Linked DNA regions of Homo sapiens: region 1 is linked to region 2. A link is a contact called in ENCODE Hi-C or POLR2A ChIA-PET data. All regions are on one chromosome and are shown on one strand. Each heading gives the region's core, a stretch centred on a gene start or an enhancer-like site at or near the end of the contact. The rest is flanking DNA. Distances are from core to core; before and after follow the strand shown.

Evidence for each region. A loop is a pair of places that touch in the nucleus more often than their neighbours do. ChIA-PET counts read pairs that join two places held with the same protein, here RNA polymerase II (POLR2A).
Region 1: a loop to region 2 is called in a map of CD8-positive, alpha-beta T cell, with 2.4 times the contacts of the local background. The contact joins two enhancer-like sites. A Hi-C loop is called at or near these places in 1 of 168 maps with a recorded cell type or tissue (CD8-positive, alpha-beta T cell). POLR2A ChIA-PET finds 5 or more read pairs at or near these places in 5 of 52 experiments (K562, SK-N-SH, activated CD8-positive, alpha-beta T cell and 2 more).

The regions. Positions count from the first base shown.
Region 1 is chr21:46,421,767-46,427,485 of GRCh38, forward strand. PCNT (pericentrin) reads left to right here. Exons shown (of 47, transcript NM_006031.6): 32 at 204-358; 33 at 4,065-4,205. Among named protein-coding and RNA genes, the nearest start is that of DIP2A, 34 kb to the right of the region's middle. RefSeq lists enhancers at 1-72, 73-579, 580-1,085, 4,699-5,200, 5,201-5,700. Within about 2 kb of position 4,030, at least 6 of the 41 ENCODE cell types and tissues checked have a DNase peak (open chromatin) inside an H3K27ac peak, as active enhancers do; they include CD8-positive, alpha-beta T cell, where a contact is called at or near this core.
Region 2 is chr21:46,550,546-46,556,380 of GRCh38, forward strand. It overlaps DIP2A (disco interacting protein 2 homolog A), which reads left to right. Exons shown (of 38, transcript NM_015151.4): 23 at 1-199; 24 at 1,089-1,198; 25 at 1,279-1,359; 26 at 3,624-3,747; 27 at 4,030-4,151; 28 at 4,277-4,388; 29 at 5,437-5,546. Among named protein-coding and RNA genes, the nearest start is that of S100B, 52 kb to the right of the region's middle. Within about 2 kb of position 1,251, at least 15 of the 41 ENCODE cell types and tissues checked have a DNase peak (open chromatin) inside an H3K27ac peak, as active enhancers do; they include CD8-positive, alpha-beta T cell, where a contact is called at or near this core.

The sequences.
Region 1 (5,719 bases), core at 2,780-5,279, 130 kb before region 2:
TACTTGACGTGCGTCTTTCTCACCAGGGTTATGTTTTTATGAAGCATTTTTGGGGCCATCAGTGTTTTCTCCGTGAGCAGAATCACGGTGTGGTTGTCGCTGGGGACTGCGGGCCGATCACCCCTGTCCTGCCTCTGCAGTGCGTCCCCTGGGGAACCCCCTGGAGAGCTGTGGGTGGGACCCTGACCCTGTGGTGTTTTTAGGTGACGGCTCGGGTTTTGGAGCAAGACTGAGCCCGGGGTCAGGAGGCCCTGAGGCTCAAACTGCTGGTCCTGTGACCCCTGCTTCCATCTCTGGAAGGTTTCAGCCGCTGCCGGAAGCCATGAAGGAGAAGGAAGTGCGTCCGAAGCACGTGAAGGTATGGCTGGCAGGGGCGGCCCTCACAGCTTCACATGTGCAGCCTCGGGGCATCCCCCAAGCCCTGTGTCCTGCCTTGCCGGGGAGAGCCTTGGAGGGCCAGCTTTTCCTGGGTGCCTCTGAGCACCTGCATTTTAATGACTCACGGGAGGCAGCCCCACGGTGGCCCCGGAAGCCGCCCACCCAGCCCTGCACTGGCCCCTTAGGTGGCCGCCTCCCATCTGGGCAGGGAGGGTCCTGTGAGCCCGTGGGCAGGTGGTGTTGCCCCGAGTCGCAGAGCCGGCCTGTGCCTCTCTCCCGCCTGTGCCTCCCTCCTGCCTGTGCCCTGTAGAGAAGCCGAGGCACCAGACGCCGCAGTGCTCTAGGACTGAGCCGAGTTCTCTTCAGACGATGGGAGAGAAGCCACTCAGCCTCCTTGGAATCAACCTTGAAGGCAGAATTTTGTGGAACTTTTCATAGGTTTTCTTTCCTCTCCCAGTTTAGCAGATCATTTTATGGCAAAACCATTGACAAAAACTTGGCTAAACAAGTGAGTGATAGAATGATGCCACTACAGGAGCTTAGTCAAGTGGTAAACATATTCCCAAACAAAACAGTCTTCACATCAGTGAAACCTCTTCTGAGACTGCGCAGTAAGTCCTCACTTAGCGTTGCCCCGAGGTTCCTGGAAACTGACCTTGTAGGAAGGACACTCCTGTGCTGCTGGCCGCAGCTCCCGTTGTCTCAGAGGGCCCTGAGGGTGCCTTTGTTACATGCGTTTAAAAGTCGCGGTTTCCAAAACCCATCCATGACGTTAAGTGAGGACTTACTGCATTCAGAATAAAACTTGTTTTACTTTATTTGGCTGGGCACGGTGGCTCATGCCTATGATCCCAGCACTTCGGGAGGCTGAGACAGGAGGATCGTTGGAGCCCAGGAGTTCAAGACCAGCCTGGGCAACATAGTAAGACCCCTCTCTGTCAGAACTGAGTCAGTTAAACCTCTTTTTTTCATTAAAATAAAAAAACTTATTTTACTTTCTTAAACATGGAAATTGGAGATTTTTTTTTTAATCAGTTTTTTATATCTTCTTTGCATTTCCTTTTTTTTTTTTTGGTGAGACAGAGTCTCACTCTGTCACCCAGCAGTGCAGTCACAGCTCACTGCAACCTCTGCCTCCTGGGCTCAAACGATCCTCCCACCTCAGCCTCCCAAGCAGCTTGGATTACAGGCGTGAGCCACCACACCCAGCTAATTTTTGTATTTTCTGTAAAGATGGAGTGTTGCCATGTTACCCAGGCTGGTCTTGAGCTCCTGAGCTCAAGTAATCTGCCCACCTCAGCCTCCCAAGGTGCTGGGATTACAGTGTGAGCCACAGCGCCTGGCCTCAAATTTTTATACAATATAAAACGTCAAGGAGATGTTTCTGTTAGTGTTTCCTATGGAAAACAACCTAATATTAGAATTCCTGATTTTTAAGGAATAAATTTGATTAATGTTAACTCTTCATACTTAGGTTTCATAATTTAAAAAGAAAAGCACAAAAGGCAGGAAAGGCCTCCTGTAGCCCTTGAGGCAGCAGCTGCGAAGCAGAGGAGGAGGGGGAGAGGAGGAGGAAGAGAAGGGGAGGGGGAGGGGAAGAGGGGAGGAGGAGGAAGAGAAGGGAGGGGGATGAGGAGGGGGAGGGGAGGAGGAAGAGAAGGGGGAGTGGGAGGGGAGGAGGGGGAGGGGGAGGGGAGAGGGGAGGAGGAGGAAGAGGAGGAACTGCTGTCCAGGGAGCACCTCCAGCTTTGAAAGGTCCCAAGTCCAGTTGAAAATCACAAGGAGTTTTTTTCATGGATGTCTCAGACTGTTTCAAACTCAGGGTTTTCCTTTATTGTCTTAATTTCTGGCCTGTGTTTTAGAGTGTGGAGCCCTGGGGTTGTGCCCACACTGACGCCGCAGTGGGGAACTGAGTGGAGCTGGGTGCTTGCCCCACTTGGAGGTGGCTCCAGGCGCGTGGGGGACACCCACTGCTCAGATGCAGCCACAGACGCCAAGAGTGTGGTCGACGCTCTAATAGCCCCTGTGGTCCCTATGCTGAGGAGGCTGAGAGGTCCTGAGCACGGGTGGGGCCCCGGCCACTCTTGGCCACCTCTGGCCGTGCCTGGAATTGAGCCATAAGTGGGCAGGGTAGGTGCTGGAGCTCAGGAAATGAGGACTCCCCTGCCTCCGCCGCTGCCACCACCACCACTGCTGACAGGCAGAGCCGCCTGGTCCTGAGTGTGGAGATGGCAGAACCTTCTCAGCCCTAGTGATTGTGTCTGTGGGACCCCCCAGGCTGCCTCACAGGCCATGTTCTAAGGTACCCACTGGTCTCTGCCCCACTTCCCGGCCTCACGGGAACCCACCTGCAAGGGCCCCGTGTCACCTGGCGGGAAGCTGTGGCCCAGGGCCTCTGCATCTCTTCTTTGTAAGAGATGTTTTTTAAAATGCATTTTCTCCTCTATACAGAATCTAGAAAAGCATATTAAAAAGAAGGAAATGGCCTGTCCTCTGCAGCTGGAAGAGAGGGGCCAAGCAGCTTCAGGGCCTGCCCGCCGCCCTGCTCCCCCGGCCCTGCTCCCACTGCGCCCCCCCCAACCCTGCTCCCCCAGCCACGGCCTTGCTCCCCCCGTCTCCGCTCCTCCCCGCACCACCCCGCTCCCCTCAACCCCACCCTGCTCTGCCGCAGACCTCAGTTTGCATCCATCCTGTGCCACATACGTTATGTTTAAAGTAAAAGTGTTTTCAGTTGTTAGAGATGAACATAGTGTGCAATTTGGTTTCACACTTTAGTGTTAATATTTGACCTTTTTTGGCATATCGTTAAAATTACAGGAAAGCCTATTTTCAGTCAGTCACACCCGTCGTAGGCTTCATCATTGCCTCATTTTGCATTTCCCTCTTTTTGGACTTTATTAGATTATTTTTCTCTTCAGGTTTTTATGCAGACGTGTCCTGTGCTTGGGTGTGTGCTCATGTGGTGGTGACCGCGCTGAGCCTCTGGGCTCTGGGCTCTAGGCTGGTCGTGACACCAGCTTCTCCATAGGGCCGTCTGCTTACCCCTCAGCCTCTCTGGCGAGACAGTCAAGTGTGTGTCCGGACACCAGCTGCTGCGTAATCGGTGGGATAAAGCAGCCGCCTCGTGTTCACAGACCTGTGGGCAGGGCCTGCTGGGGATGGTTTTCTCTGCTCCCCGTGCCCAGCACAGGCAGCTTCACCCCACGCTGGTGGTCGGCACTGGCCTCAGCCGGACCACGCACAGAGGCCTCCTGGGTGGCCATCGTGTGGCCTTCTCGTAGCGTCCCAGGTGGGCAGGGAGTGTGTGATATGTTTGTGATCTCGCTGTGGACATTGGCCTAAAGCCCTGCCCTGAGCTTTGTCCAGGCTTAGGCGGGGGACGGTGTCCCCCTCAGGGAGCAGGTGGAGTGGAGGAAGTGGCGGGGCCATCTTTGGAGTGGCTTATAGAGAAATTCACTCCAAGCCTGGCTTCCGTGTTGTCTCTCTGAAGGTCGGGAGAGGTGGGCTTGAAAACCTTGTAGCTTGAGAAGTGGGTGCCGCCTGTACGAAGCCGAGGCGGTGCCCTCCCTCTCCACAGCTGCCCGCCCTTCACAGAGTCCTGGCGGCAGCTCGGGGCCGCAGGTGGTGTAGAGCGTGGCTGTGTGGGGTGGCAGGCAACTCCCTTCTGACGCGCTTTCCCGCCACAGGCTTTACTGCAGATGGTGCGTGACGAGAGCCACCAGATCCTGGCGCTGTCAGAAGGCCTTGCACCCCCAAGCGGCGAGCCACACCCACCCCGGAAGGAAGACGAGATACAGGACATCTCGCTCCATGGGGGAAAGACGCAGGTTTATTTTGCCCTTCACACACTTCTTTTCCAAAGGATTTAAGGAGCTTGTGGTAATGGCCGCGTCCTTAGGGCCACGTGGACACTAGGATTTCTTTCTTTTTTTTTTTTTTTTTTTTTTTTTTTGAGACTCGGCTCACTGCAACCTCCACCACCCCGGGTCAAGCAGTTCTCTGCCTCAGCCTCCCGAGTAGCTGGGATTACAGGTGCATGCCACCATGCCCAGCTAATTTTTGTATTTTTAGTAGAGACGGGCTTTCACCATCTTAGCTAGGCTGGTCTTGAACTCCAGACCTTGTGATCCACCCGCCTCAGCCTCCCAAAGTGCTGGGATTACAGGCATGAGCCACCGTGCCTGGCCTAGGATTTTTTTTAGCACGGCCAAAAAGACTGAGGTCCAAGAACCCTGGGGAGGCCTTCCCATCTCCCACAGCCAGCGCAGGCTCTCGGGGCAGGTTCCCTGCGGGACGTGGAGGTGTGTGGGGGGCAGAAGGGCTCAGGGCTTTCAGGCCTGTGCCCTGTGTGAGCCTGCGGGGAGGCTGAGAGTGGTCCCTCCTGGCCATGTGGCCCTGCGGACTCGGCCCATTCCAGCACTTGTCCCCCAGGGCCTCTCCTCCTGCCACTCGGGTGACTTGCCCTCCGGCCTCATTCCTCCCCTTGGGTCTCTCCTACCTCCCCCTCCACACCCCAAGCCCCAGCAACTGGACCTCAGGGCCTCACCTCTGTGCTGTCGACCCCGCACCCCACTTTTCCCCAAGTCCTCCCCATCTCCCTGCCTGTCTGCTTCCATCACCAGGGCTTGTGGAGGTTGTGGAGTGGGTGCCAACTCCCATCACGCTCCCTCCCATCTCCGTGCCCACCCTGTCCTGCCCCTGTGCCTGCCTCTGACTGGGATCAAAGCTTTGTGAGGGAGGGAAGGGCTTTCTCCCTGTGCCTGGAACGCACAGGGTGTGCTGGTGCCATGGAGAGCCGGTGGGAGGGTCAGCCCCACCCGCCTCCGCTCGCCCCTCCAGCAGGCCCTGGTTGTGTGCGAGCGGCAGCCTGGCTGGCATTCAGGAGGCTCATTGGTGCTGCACGCTGCCCCTGGGGACCAGCGGGTAGCCCCTTGCAGCCTTAGGTCCCCTCCAGGCCCTGGGCCTTGAAGGCACAGCAGCAGGAAAAGAGGGAAGGAGCTTTGCTGACATTTTCCTGACCTTACTTTATCGTCTTTTTCAGTCTCTTCTGTGCTCATGATGGCAGCCTTTGCTTCTCGTGCCTTGAATGGCCCTGGGCAGTGTGTGTCTTCTCTTCTGTCAGGGTCATTTCTGTTTGAACGGCTGTCAGTCTGCTCAGCTGCCGTAACAGAACACCCCAGACCAGGGGGCTTAAACAGCAGACATTGATTTCACCTGTTGTGGCATCAGGGTGCCCACAGGGTTGGATTCTGGTGTAGGCGCCCTTCCTGGTTTGCGGACAGCGTCTCCGTGCTGTGTCCTCATATGATGGAGACAGCGAGTGAGCTCTGGTGTCTCTTCC
Region 2 (5,835 bases), core at 1-2,500:
ATTGATAGCATCCACCAGGTGGGCGTGTACTGTCTGGCCCTGGTTCCTGCCAACACCTTGCCCAAGGCTCCTCTCGGAGGGATTCACATTTCTGAAACCAAACAGCGCTTTCTGGAAGGGACGCTGCACCCGTGTAATGTGCTGATGTGCCCTCACACCTGTGTTACCAACCTCCCCAAACCTCGTCAGAAACAACCAGGTTAGTTGAACCTAACAACAGGATGCTCTCTAGTCTAACAGTGGTAACAGCGGTGCTTGTGGTTAGGGTGCGGCCCTGCTAGACCTCCAGTGCCAACTGCCCACGTCTTTGGGGCTGGGGTCAAGAGCCAGAGCGAGTGTGCACCCCAGAATGGTGCCACCTCCCGCCTTCCTGGAACCAGCCACGCATGGGGGAACTTAACCACATCACCTGCATGGTGGTTTCCACCTGCCTGTTAGGAACCAATTTTAATGATAAACTCAAGGATGGCATCTTAGCTTTGCATGGCTAGGAGATGGCTCCCTAGGGCTAGAAATGCTGCCCAGGATCATCCTGGAGCTGGACGAGCTGGACACATCACATCACCCAGTGTCTGTGTGGCCTCGGAAATCTCTCAGCAAACGGCCAACTTGCCTTCCCTCATTTTATACATTTAAAAGCTAATTTTAGAGACTGGTTTAACTTTAATGCAATTTTTCATTTCTTTGGTCCTGTTGATTTTTAGTACATGCCAAAGTTTTTTTTTATTAATTATTGAACACATATCACTAAATACATTTCATCAGGAAGATTTAATTTCCTGATTTATACATAAAGTACAGTAAAACAAAATATGTTAAGAATTTTGCTGTGACTGAGGCCAAATCGTATCCTCTGAGATGCGTCGTGTAGTAAACTTCTCAATAAGGCGTAGTTTATGTTCAAGAGAGAAATTCTCTTTGTCACTTAGCATAAACCTTGTAGCTAGCTTTCTGAATATTTGTATCTCAGTAGAAGAGTTAAATGCCTCATTCAAGTATGTTTTCAAAATAAAAATTGTAAATAAAATCACGTGATGTTTATATATGAGAAGTCACCAGCTTTTCATTCAGAGTTCCCCCGTTTCTAGAGGTTGGACCAGCCTCAATGATCGTGGGGAACCTGGTTGCTGGGAAGAGAATCGCTCAGGCTTCCGGGAGAGAGCTCGCCCACCTGGAGGACAGCGACCAGGCACGGAAGGTGACAGGCCAGTTCCGGGGACGGGTGGACGGGTGTCTGTGCCCCGGAGGCGCCAGTGAGCAAGTCGCCCTCTCGTGCAGTTCCTGTTCCTGGCTGACGTGCTGCAGTGGCGTGCCCACACCACTCCTGACCACCCGCTGTTCTTGCTGCTGAACGCCAAGGTGAGGCAGTGTCACGCCCACGGGGCTTGGAAACACCTGTGGGCCGGTGGAGCCCTTTGCTTGTCTAGTTCATGGTGCCAGTGTCCTGGTTGTTCTCATGTTTAGAGAACAGGGTGCCTGTGGACTCAGCCCCCGTCCTGGTTGTTCTCATGCGTAGAGAGCAGGGTGCCTGTGGACTCAGCCCCCTTGTCTGGTGCGGTTCTCGCTGCCTGCCCTTTCCTTTCTTGTTTTCCACACATTTCACACAATAGTATTTCTATTGATTTTGTGTTTAGCAGGAAAATTTTTATCAGCTCAAGTTTTTAAAATTAAAAACAGTATACATGTAAATATTCCTAAGTTTGTGAGCTAAAAGGAAATGTTTATTTTGTAAAAAATTAGCCATTTAGAATTTCTACATTTGGTTACAGCTTTTAAATGACAAATGTTGCTTCCTGCCCTGCTCCTGCTGCTGATTTGGAAATTCTCATGTGTTTCAAGTTCCTGTTGTGTGCATTCCACTGTGCTAGGAACATTCAGGATGTCAAGAAGGAGAAGCTGTAATCTTCATATTCAGGTTGTGGGCAGGAATGCGAAATGCGGAAACACAGAAAGTTAAATAACTTAAAACCCTGCAAGGCTTCCTGTCCCACGCACCATACAAGCTGTAAGAACTCTTAAGCTTTGGTGTCGTAAAGAGTAGGTCACTGTGGCTTAGAATATGCTCTTCTAGCTCTTGGTGCTGCTCATTCGAATTAAAAAAATACTTAATGATGCCTACAATGTGCACAGTGCACAGTAATAAGATTAAAAGGACCCCTACTCTCAGGAGGCTTAAAATCAGTCTTTCCTGCTAGAAAACAAGTTCCGTAGGAGAGAGACTTTGTTTTTCTGGTGTATTGGAAGCATCTAGAACCATGCCCAGTAAACATTTATTTTATGATTGATTGAGTTCTAAAGCCTACAAACCAGCCAGTGATTTATCATTGACCAAGGTAAAATCAGCTTATGGTGTGAACCTCAGTATCAATACAGTGGAGTGATGTAACCTGGAGTGCTGGGGAGGGGGCTTTGAATGGAACTGGGTAGCAGGGGCTATGAAGAATGATGCCCAGTGGCTCAAGGCAGGAAAGGAGGCCAGTGTGGTGGGGGCCAGGTGGTCCCAGGTAGGGGATGCAGATAAGGCTGGGGGTCGCTGGGTTTTCCCTAAGGATGCAGTGGGATCCCAGACCTTGCGGGCTTTGAGTCCCAGTCCAGATCTCAGGTTCTGTCCTGATGGGGCCCTGACTCATATGGACTGGCAAAGCTTCCGGGATTTGGAATCTCAGGATCTGCCCAGCCCTTGTGCCTGGACACAGCACATAAGTGCGTCCACTGGTCTCTCTCTTCCACTGCCTTCTGTCAGTAGAAGCCACCAATCGAGAAACAGGGAGTTTTGATGTTACACTGGTCTGCTCTGGAGTTTTATATTTATTAGACTGAATTGCACTTTTTATCTTCTTAAGAAGGACTAAAAAAGCTGCGAGGCCTGGCAGGGGATCAGGGAGGATGAGTGTCCTGAGCAGAGAGGTAGGGTTACCAGGTATTTCTGTTTGCCTTGAACTGGTCACATAGCCCCAGTGCCCCTCAGCAGAGAGACAGGGTGAATGAAGGAGCTGGTGTAGTCAGTCCTAGAGGAGACACACAGATGCCTCTGAGAAAGCCGGTTGCAGATGACACACGCCCAGGCTCAGTGCAGGTGACCTGTGGGCATGGAAAGTAGTACAATTCAGGGATGTTTGCTTATCGCTTATTATGTATTTATAATGGTGTCGTATGGAATATTTTATTGAAAAGGCCAGAAAGGTCTTCTTTACCCACGTGTTTCTGGCTCTGCCCTGGGTGAATGGAGTGCCCGCATCTCTCCCTCTTAGCTGGGACCACACAGGAGATACTTGCATGCCTGTCCCTTCACTGCTAGTGAGAGAGTACAGATGGTGAGAAAAGACACCAGTCGTGGACCATGTGCGGTGGCTTATGCCTGTAATCCCAGCACTTTGAGAGGCTGAGGCGGGCAGATCACTTGAGGTCAGGAGTTCGAGACCAGCCTGGCCAACATGGTGAAACCCCATCTCTACCAAAAAAAAGACACCAGCCGTACGTCTAGGACTGACACATTGTCATTATCATGGACGCTAATCACAAGGTGTCGTGTGCAGTGGCGTGCAGGTGGTGTGCACGCAGATCTGCGAACAGCCCACCTGCACGCACCAGCATACAGATGAGCTCAAAGATCGCTTTCCTAGGGCACCGTCACAAGCACTGCAACCTGTGTCCAGCTGCACAAAAGGGCTGAGAGAGTGGCCGCGGCTCTGATGGAGAAGGGAAGACTGAGTGTTGGGGACCATGTGGCTCTGGTCTACCCACCAGGTGGGCTCACTGTGGGGCTGTCCACCTGCAGCTCTTTGTAAGCAGCCTCCTATCCTAAGCAGCCCCCTAGACACTCCCTCCCCGAAGCATCTTCCAAAACTAAGCTCAGCCCCTCCTCTCTGCATGTGTCTGCCTCCTCAGCTCAGCTACCCCTGTGGAAACCCAGGAGTCACCCATGCCCCCCCAGCACCACCTCCCCTCCTCTCTCGCAGGAACAGTGAACAGAGGCTGGTGGGAGCCTCTTGCGGCCGGCCTCCTCACAGCCAGTCCTTGTCTCCACAGGGGTGGACCTCATTGCCGCGTTCTATGGCTGCTTGTACTGTGGCTGCGTGCCTGTCACCGTGCGGCCCCCGCACCCTCAGAACCTCGGCACCACACTGCCCACCGTCAAGATGATCGTGGAGGTGCGCCTACCTGGCCCGCGGGTCAGAGTCTGTGAGTGGGAGGCTGCAAGGCTGCCCTCCGCTGCCCCCTTTTCTGGGCAGCTTGAGAGGCCCCGCCCACCCACCCTTGGCCCCTCGCCATGCAGGTCAGCAAGTCTGCATGCGTCCTCACCACGCAGGCTGTCACACGGCTGCTCAGGTCCAAGGAGGCTGCTGCTGCCGTGGACATCAGGACCTGGCCCACCATCCTAGACACAGGTGCGTGTCCTCGCACTGCCCAGGACCAGTCCCTTTTCCTTTCTTTGTTGTAGGTGTGGTGTGGCCTGGCTGCCGTCCAAAAACACACGTGAGGCAAGAGCAGTCCTGGCAGGAGCCTGGCTGACAGCAGGGGGTGCCCCGGGCCCTGGTGGGGAGTAGGGGTCCCTGTCCCATGTGTAAACCCACGCTCCACTCAGCCCACAGCAGCCGCACCCAGTCCCAAGTGGTGTGGAGCACAGCCTTGCCCCTCTCACCCGCCTCCTACTGGCATGGGGGCTGGCAGCTCTCTGAGGCTTTCTGCAAACGCTTTGAGGACACAGCTCCCACCGCATGCCGCCACTCCAGCATCCCTGTCCCCATCATTGGTGAATGCTGTCATGCCCCATGAAATGCTGAGGGCCAACAGGGTGAGGGTCAGAAACCCCCCTGGCTCCCCTCTGCCGTGGACCTGTCTCAGCCTGGGCTGGATGGGGCTGGGCCAGGGCAGCTGGTGTAGGGGAGGGCAGGCTCAGAGCCAAACAGCTGGCCAGGGCCCCAAAGCCTCACGGGCTTGCCTCAAGGGGAGCGGTGCCTGCCCTGCTGAGCCTGTGTCCAGTTGCACCCAGGGAGGCAGTGGTGTCTGGCTCATGGGGCCACGAGAACTTGATGAAGCACGCAGAACCCAGAGCCCGTCCACAGCTATTCTTGCTGTGGTCGGGACTCGGCTCATCTGGGCTTTGCCATAGGCTCTGTGACTTTTGGCAAATCCCTAGTCCTCTAATCTTTCCTACTGGTCAGTGACGTGATGCCTCCCCTCTTCGCCCTGCCTCGTCCCCCATCCCCACAGGCTCAGTGTGGTCTTGGTGGGACCGGGTAGCGTTTCCATGAAGAATGAAATACGCTTTCCTGAGCACGCACAGCCTGCATCGTCACGGCCCCACTCCCGTCTGAGCTCACTCTCTGCAGGACTCCCAAGGACAAATCATGTGTCGCCTCTTGCCTGTGAAAGCCCAGAGCGTTCAGAATACATGTGGGAACACTAATGTTGCTGGTGTCTCCTGTTTAACAGATGACATCCCAAAAAAGAAGATAGCAAGCGTTTTCAGGCCCCCCTCCCCCGATGTCCTCGCATACTTGGACTTCAGCGTGTCAACCACTGGGATATTAGCGGGAGTGAAGGTAGGTCCTCTGAAATCTTGTTTGCTTCAGCCCCTAGAAATCAGGAGGAGTGGACAGAAAGGATGTCAGATGCAGATTTAAACTGACAGGTCCTTCTTATGCAAAGCACAAAGCAACAATTTTGCTTCTTAAGATTTGTGTTAAATACCAATAAATGCTAAGATGTGATTAGCCTGAGAGTAATGCGTTTTCTGATGCATTATGGTTATGTCTAAACTTTCTGATTTATGACTGTCTAGCTTACAGGAACTGGTGGCTTTGAAGAATCTCTTACCTTGCTGGGAGTCAA